Linked DNA regions of Homo sapiens: region 1 is linked to region 2. A link is a loop called in an ENCODE intact Hi-C map of the cell type or tissue named here. Cell type or tissue: PC-3. All regions are shown on one strand. Links, peaks and the distances in the headings refer to the core of each region. The heading gives the core; the rest is flanking DNA.

The links. Peaks named below come from ENCODE experiments on the same cell type or tissue, not always from the same donor. Only the 100,000 strongest peaks of a DNase experiment are listed, where the experiment ranks them.
Region 1: a loop joins it to region 2, with 2.4 times the contacts of the local background. A loop is called at or near these places in 15 of 110 quality-filtered maps.

What each region holds. Positions count from the first base shown.
Region 1 is chr3:20,106,917-20,111,311 of GRCh38, reverse strand. All of the region lies in intron 5 of KAT2B (lysine acetyltransferase 2B), which reads right to left. Among named protein-coding and RNA genes, the nearest start is that of MIR3135A, 28 kb to the left of the region's middle. In PC-3, for the core only: no CTCF peak of the experiment used is centred there; a DNase peak (open chromatin) is centred at 2,241; H3K27ac peaks cover 1,123 bases.
Region 2 is chr3:20,052,958-20,057,352 of GRCh38, reverse strand. The region is part of intron 1 of KAT2B (lysine acetyltransferase 2B); the gene reads right to left. Among named protein-coding and RNA genes, the nearest start is that of KAT2B, 15 kb to the right of the region's middle. RefSeq lists an enhancer at 2,156-2,395. In PC-3, for the core only: no CTCF peak of the experiment used is centred there; DNase peaks (open chromatin) are centred at 492 and 2,592; H3K4me3 peaks cover 477 bases; H3K27ac peaks cover 1,963 bases.

The DNA of each region.
Region 1 (4,395 bases), core at 157-4,156, 54 kb before region 2:
AACTAGCTGCATAACTTTGAAAATTTGATTACGCTATTTAGCCTTTCCTTCCTTACCTGTAAAATGGGGACAACAATAATACCTACTTCATTGGGTTCTTGTGAGCATTAAATGAAATACTGTATATAAAATGCATAGTATAACTGGAGTTACTGGCACATTAATGGTAGTTTAGATAAAAGAAAAAATTAAAGGAGAAGCTGAGGAAGACCCTTTTGTGAAAGAATCAGAATTAACCACCTAGTCCTTTGAGTAAAATGTAAGATTTATTTAAAATGCCTACACAGCACTTATCGGAGGTTTGGTGGGAAGATAATGATCTTCAGGACTGTTTAAAACTCAGTCAAAAATGTAGGAAGTATTAAGCTTCTACCATTTGTCGCCTAGGTACATTTTTCAACGACTCAGACTCAAAGTCAAAAATGCACCTCAGCATCACTGCACGACGCTGGAGGAGGACCCAGACCAGAGGGAAGCCAGGACTTTTCTTGAGATGTGACCACAGTTCTAGGGTACACTGACAATACAGGTCATCTAATTTAGAAAGTGCATTCGGCCAACATACAGTGGAGAGTAAAAGTCTATTCAAAAATAAACCTCTTTTTCTTTCTTTTTCTTTCTTTTTTTTTTTTTTTTTTTGAGACAGGGTCTCACTGTGTCACCAAGGCTGGAGTGCAGTGGTACAATCTCGGCTCACTGCAACCTCTACCTCCTGGGCTCAAGTGACCCTCCTACCTCAGCCTGCCAAACAACTGGGACCACAGGCATGCACCACCACATGTGGCTAATTTTTTCTTATTTTTTGTAAAGACGGGGTTTCACTATGTTGCCCAGGATTGTCTCGAACTCCTGGACTAAAGAGATCCACCCACCTCGGCTTCCCAAAGTGCTGTGATTACAGGCATGAGCTACCAAACTGAGACAACCCTATTTTTTTTTTATCTCCCAGAAGTGAAGATGTGAATTTCCCAGGACCCAAAAACATAAATATAACAGTGGTAGCCATGGAGGGTGGCACCAAACGAGGAAAAGGTCAAAAAGCATTATTCCACAGATTCTTATTCCTTCAGAGCAGACCCAAATCATCCTCTTCTAGGAAAGGACTGCCTTCCAAAAATCAAACCTCTCCTCCCTATGTGCTTTCCTGTTCTCCTTTCAAATGGGAGACAGCTTTCTAATGCGCCCAAGCTGCTACAAAAAGCTCCCAATGAACTTTGAGCCCTTTAATGAAGAGAGGAATAATATTAATTTATTCATGCTCCTGACTTTTTTTTTTAAATCTTATTCTGCATTATAAAATATTTTGCCTGTATGTGTGCTAGTGGTGGAAATGGTGGTGGCTGTGGCAGTGGTTCACCTTTGGAGAAAAAGCTTTCATTAGTGTTAGTTCATCTGCCTACATTAAAAATTAACCTAAAATTTCTGCTACTATTTCTATGTCTTCTCTCAACTTTTTTCCTTTAATAATTTACACCCAAATGTTGTTTATGTTTACAATACTGAAATGGGTATCTTAAGTGTTAATGTTGTCTTTTGTCTGAAACAGTGATCTTGGTAGCAGAAAAAAATTATAAAGTGCATTTATTTTGTAATTCATAAGGTGCTTCATATAGAAATTCATTGCTTTCAAAGCCAATTGTTTGCTAGATGTTAGTCTGTGGCCACTTAATTAAGTTAAAAGAATGGGCTGGCTAGGCATGGCATGGTGGCTTACACCAGTCATCCCAGTGCTTTGGAAGGCCCAAGCAGGAAGATCGCTTGAGCCCAGGAGTTCAAGACCAGCCTGGGCAACATAGTAAGACGCCCATCTCTACAAAAAGTTTAAAAATCAGCCAGATGTATTGGCACATACCTATATTCCTAGCTACTTGGGAGGCTGAGGAGGTAGGATCACTTGAACCTAGGAGTTCTAGGCTGCTGTGAGCTATGATTGTGCCACTGCAATGCAGCCTGGGTGACAGAGTGACAGAATGAGACACTGACATGCTATCTATCTATCTATCTATCTATCTATCTATCTATCTATCTGGGGCTGAGGGGAAGTCAGATCAAATAACTAGTAATGAAACCATAGAGTTAAACAGTCACAGATCTTCATAATCAGAAGTTCAATTTCGTGAGACTTAGGCAATCACAAGACTATCTGTAAGAATTAATATGGTCATGTCTTTCATGTCTTGCTTAACAACGGGAATACATTCTGAGAAATGAGTCAGGTGATTTTATCATTGTGCAAACACTGGAGAGTGTACCTACACAAACCTAGATGGTAGAACCTACTACACACTTGGCACCTAGGCTCTATGGCAGAGGTCCCCAACTTTTTTGGCACCAGGGATTGCTTTCATGAGAGACAATTTTTCCATGGCTGGGGGTAGAAGGGATGGTTTCCAGATGAAACTGTTCCACCTCAGATCATCAAGCATTAGACTCTCAGAAAGAATGTACAGCTTAGATCCCTCACATGCACAGTTCACAATAGAGTTCAGGCTCCTATGAGAATCTAATGCCACCACTGATCTGACAGGAGGTGGAGCTCAGGCTGTAATGCTCACTCGCCCACCACTCACTTCCTGCTGTGCAGCCCGGTTCCTAATGAGCCACGGACCTATGGTGGACCATGGCCCAGGGGTGGGGGACCCCTGCTCTATGGTCTAGTCTATTGCTCTTAGGCTGCAAACCTCTACAGCATATTACTGTACTGAATACTACAAACGACTGTAACATAATGGTAAGTATTTGTATATCTAAATATACCTAAACATGGAAAGGTACAGCAAAATTTTGGCATAATCTTAAAGGACTACTGTCATTATATGTGGTCCATTGCTGACTAAAATGTTGTTATGCAGATCCTAAATTTTAAAAATAACAAAATATGTCCAATCTTCTGCAATGAAAGGTTTAAAGATTTATTGTCCAATAAAGCTTTCACTGATGATGGGGATGATTCTATGTCTCTGCTATCCAATACAGTAGCCACCAGCCATTGGTAACTATTGAGCACTTGAAATGTGGCTAGTATGACTGAGTTTAACTTTTAATTTTATTTAATCAATTTCAATTTTACTTTTAAATGGAAACAGTGTAAAATGTTTTCCCATTAAACACAACTTGATTGTTCTAGTAGGACTCCATTTAGTTTTAATTGTTTAAAATTTAGCTACTGAATTAAGATGTGTGAAAAATACACACTGGATTTGGCCGGGTGCAGTGGCTCACACCTGTAATCCCAGGACTTTGGGAAGTTGAGGCAGGTGGATTACCGGAGGTCAAGAATTCAAGACCAGCCTGGGGAACATGATGAAACCCCATCTCTACTAAAAAATATAAACATTAGCCAGGCATGGTGGCAGGCGCCTGTAGTCCCAGCTACTTGGCAGCCTGAGGCAGGAGAATCGTTTGAACCTGGGAGGCGAAGGTTGCAGTGAGCTCAGATCATACCACTGCACTCCAGCCTGGGAAACACAGCAAGACTCCAACTCAAAAAAAAAAAAAAAAAAAAGGAAAAAGCAAAATAAACACTGGATTTGGAGGTTTGAAGGACTCAGTACTAAGAAAGTAAGTATACATCCTTAATAATTTTTCACAATGGTTACATGGTGAAATTATATTTTTGTGGGTTTTTTGTTTTTGTGGTTTTTTTTTTTTTTTTGAGACATAGTATTGCTCTGTGCCCCAGGCTGGAGGGCAATGGCATGATCTCGACTCACTGCAACTTCCACCTCCCCATTCAAGCAACTCTCCTGCCCCAGCCTCCCAAGTAGCTGGGATTACAGGTGCCCGCCACCATGCCTGGCTAATTTTTGTATTTTTAATAGAGACAGGGTTTCACCATGTTGGCCAGGCTGGTCTTGAACTCCTGACGTCAAGTGATCCATCCGCCTTGGCCTCCCAAAGTGCTAGGATTACTGGCGTGGGCCACCGCTCCCAGCTGAAATGGCATTTTTTATATATTGGGTAAAAAATATATATATTATTGGCCAGGTCTGGTGGCTCATGCCTATAATCCCAGCACTTTGGGAGGCCGAGGAGGGCAGATTACTTAAGGTCAGGAGTTCGAGATCAGCCTGGCCAACATGGTGAAACGCCGTCTCTACTAAAAATACAAAAATGAGCCAGCTGTGGTGGCGCATGCCTGTAATCCCAGCTACTCGGGAGGCAGAGACGGGAATGGCTTGAACCCAGGAGGTGGAGGTTGCAGTGAGCCAAGATTGCACCACTGCACCCCAGCCTGGGAGACACAGCAAGACTCCGTCTCAAAAAAAAAAAAAAAAAAAAAAAAAAAAAAAAAAATATATATATATATATATATATATATATATATATATACATATATATATATATATACACATAAAATTCAGAATAATTTCTTATATCTATTCATTTTATACG
Region 2 (4,395 bases), core at 269-4,268:
CCACATAACCAGCCCAACCTGTAAAGCAGAACTTCCAGCCCTCATTTCTAACTGCTTACATCCAGCATTTCTGCCCAGTCAGTTTTACAAAAAGGCTTGCCCTCCATCCCAATACTCCCTTTTCAACTACCCTATTCCCTTTGTTGGCACTGTCCTTCTCCCAGCTCCTAAGGTTAATCTGCACTCAATGCCCTCATCCAGGCCACCTGATTCTTCTTTCAAACTCTGTCAGATCTATACCTTCTCCATTCTCATTGCCAGGGCCCCAGTTCAGGCCCTTATCAGCCAACTAGAAGAAATACTTCCTCCCCTCTTCCAATACATTCCCACTCCCAACCTTCCTCCTAATACCAGCTCACATCACTGTACTCTAAAATGCCACTTAAGAACGTCAAGCATTTGTGTTTACTACTTTCCAAGGCAATTGCAGTCCAAATCATGTTATGTTCCCCTCCCAACAACCCTGTAGGACAAGTAATTCAATGCTTAGAGAAGGGGTGTGGCTTGCCTGAGTTCACTCAGCTGGCAAAGAACAAGAAGCCAACATCAAAACCTAGAACTCCTCTGTGGCATTCTAAAATACCTTGTGCCTCCTCCTTCTTAAAAGGCAAGGACACTATTATCAAATGGATTCAGTCCAAAATTTTCTACCTGAAATTCAAGACCTTCTATCAACTCATTTCTTCCTAACCTAGCAGACCCTATGTCCCAGTTTCTCTTTGACCATATTTCTCTTTTCCTCCAAGTTGGTTAGCCTCTTTATTAAAAACAATAATTATTATTTAGCATTGTTTTAATTGTAACAGTAACTGACATCTATGAGGCATTCAGAATGTCCCAGATTCTATACCAAGTTACTAAATACATTATTTCATTTTATCCTCAAAATAGCATTTGTCTATTAACAGACATATCTAATGTATCACCTCCAACAAAGAACTCTTTATTCTTACCCAAACCTGCTTCTCCTATGGTATTCTCTATCTTGGTAAATGGAACTACCATCCATTCAGTTGCTCAGGCCAAAAACCTGGACATTATCCTTCATTTCTGTCTTTTCATCACCACCTCCCTTGTAACAAATTAAGTCCTGTTGCCTCTACCCTTACAATATAGCCCAAACTAATTCTCACCCCTCCATTCCTGCTACCCTAGCCCAAGACACCATCTACTCATACCTAGACTATAATAACTTCCAACTGGCCCTCTTTATCTACTGTTTCTCTCATATACTTTATTCTTCTCAGAGCAGCCAGAGGGGTCACTTCAAACCGGAAATCTAATTTGAATTCACTGGAAACAGCCCAGATGTCCATAACAAGTCAACAGATAAACAAACTAGTACGTCCATACAGCAGAATACTCCTCAGCAATAAATAGAAATTAACTACCAATGCATCCAACACCACGGATTAATCTCAAAAATATACTGAGTGAAAGAACAGTATGTACTATGTGGTAACATTTATATGAAAAATAGCTAAATTAACTTAAAGTGACACAAATCAGATCAGTGCTTGCTTCCAAGGGAGAGAGACTTGAATGGCAAGGAGCAGGCAGAAATTTTCTAGGGGGATGGAAAAGTTCTGTCTTGATACGTATTTGTTGAAACGTATCAGAACTAAAGATCTTGACATCACTGTGTAAAAATTATATGTTGGCAATCTGGCCCCCATTTATCCCTTCCACCTAATCTCCTACACTCATACCCCCCACCCCACCCACCTCCATCTAGCCACACAGGTCTCCTGACAGGCCTCACACACGACAAGCCACTTCTGGCCCCAGAGTCTTTGCACGGCACCCTCTTCCTCACTTCTTATCATGCAGGCCTCGGTCCGTGTCCCTTCTGCAGAAGGATTTCCTGGGCATGTATCTAGAGGAATTCCCCAGGCATTCTCATTTAATTCTCTGTTTTCATTCTCTGCGAGGCACTTACCACTTTCTGTTATTTTCTGGCTTATTGTCTGCTTCTGCTACCAGAAAGCAAGCTCTGCAAGAATAAGGACCCATCTGTCACTGTATCACCAGCATCTAAATCAACACCTGGCACATTAAATAACAATTTGTTGAGTAAACGGAAAAAGTTGACATATATCACTGTCTCCACATTACAGCTGCGAAATCTGAGGCTTGTAAAGCATAAGTAACCTCCCCATAGTCACACATCAGGGTTCAAACCCAGGCAGTCTGGTGCCCAGGTCCATGTTCTAAACTACTCTCACGTCTGGCTCACAACAGTTTTGCTTCTCTGCTTGGTTTTACTCTGTTCCCTCTATCTGGGCTGGGTCTCTCTCCCACCCTTTCACCTCCCCCTGGCTCACAATGGTTTCTCTCTGCATTGACTTCATGCTTGATTATTCATTTTAATTTTTCTTTCACTTAATATCTGTCTCCTCAACAAGAAAAGGGCTCCTTGTGGCTTTTGCTTCCTTTTGCACATGTAGCAGAGAAGTGGCCACAGGCCCCTAACCGGTGCTCACAGATGTGTTCCTTTCGAGGTGGGATGAGTCAGGTAGTCCTGTGAGTATGTGCCAATCCTGGGTTACATGACTCACTTCATTATTTCAAAGTATGCTGACCTTGGCATCTTTGGCATTCTGCCATCTAGTTTCAACACCAGCTTGTCAGAGCTGATGCAAATTGGCACTGCCACCATCAATCACTATGATATTACTCAGGTCTCATCCTTGTACTTCTGGAACCTCCTGCATACCACACAAACCTCGCAAAAAGCTGCACAAGCCAAGAGTACACAACGCATGGGGACTGATTAGGATGGCATGGAATTTAATGGAAGCAACCCCATACAACTTGCCCTGAGGTTACTGACAAGATTACCCTAAACCTCCTCCTGATATTAGGTGATGTATTGTTCCAAGTGGACCATTAGAGACATTATTCACACTTTTTTCCAAAATAAATGCATCCATCTCCTTCACATCTGTAATCAATCCCAGCACTTTGGAAGGCCGATGAGGGTGGATCACGAGGTCAGGAATTCAAGACCAGCCTGGCCAAGATGGTAAAACCCCGTCTCTACTAAAGATACAAAAATTAGCTGCGTATGGTGGCAGACCCCTGTAATCCCAGCTACTCAGGAGGCTGAGGCAGAGAATTGCTTGAACCCAGGAGGCGGAGATTGCAGTGAGCCAAGATCGCGCCACTGCACTGCAGCCTAGGTGACAGAGCGAGACACCGTCTCAAAAAAAAAACAAAAAAACAAAAAACAAAAACAAAAAAAAATAAGTCTAAAGCCGGACACAATGGCTCATGCCTGTAATCCCAGCACTTTGGGAGGCCGAGGAGGATGGATCACTTGAGGTCAGGAGTTTGAGACCAGCCTTGCCAACATGGCGAGACCCCATCTCTACTAAAAATACAAAAATTAGCTCGGTGTGGTGGTACATGCCTGTAATCTCAGCTACTTGGGAGACTGAGGCAGGAGAATCACTTGAACCTGGAGATGGAAGTCGCGGTGAGCTGAGATCATGCCACTGCACTCCAGCCTGGGCTACAGAGTGAGACTCCATCTCAAAAAAATAAAATAAAATAAAAATAAATAAAAAATAAGCCTAAATGGTAAAGGAACAATTAAAGAAAGTCTATTGTAGACTTTAAAGTGGGCCACAAAGTAACAAAAAATATAAATAGTAGTTTAAAGAATGCCTTCATATACAATTGATTTTTAAGTTTACTAATATAATACAGACTTCTAGAATATATGCTAAAACTTTGTCTCACTTTGTAGCTTTTAACTCACTGATCTCATAACACTCATATACCTTCCTGAGTTTTTTTGTTTTGTCTTGTTTTTTGAGACAGGGTCTCACTCTGTCACCCAAACTACAGTGCAGCAGCACACTCACGGCTCACCACAGCCTCGACCTCCTGGACTCAAGTGATCCTCCTGCTTCAGCCTCCTGAGTAGCTAGGACTACAGACATGTGCCACCATGCCCAGCTAATTTTTGTATTTTTATAGAGATGGGGTCTCATTATGTTGCCCAGGCTGGTCTCAAACCCTTGAGCTCAAGCAATCTGCCCACCTTGGCCACCCAAAAGTAGGATCCCACACCTGGGATTACAGGCGTGAGCCACATTCCTGGCCTTAAGAATTTAATTGTAACTTGCAGAAGAGGAAACAGTGGTTGGAGAGGATTAAAATATAGGTGATTCCTCTTTGCTTGATTTGTAGGAGACGTTCAGGCCATAAGATAACTGTTGCTTGTCATCAAGTCTGCCATGAACCAAGGGGAAACACACTTAACTATGAGTAAGTGTTGTTCCAGCTCCAGCTGGAGGCTGCCCTGCTGCAGACCACAAAGCTAGCTACTAAACCTCCCTGCACCTTAGTTTCCTCATCTTTCTTTTTTGAAGACGGAGTCTAGCTCTT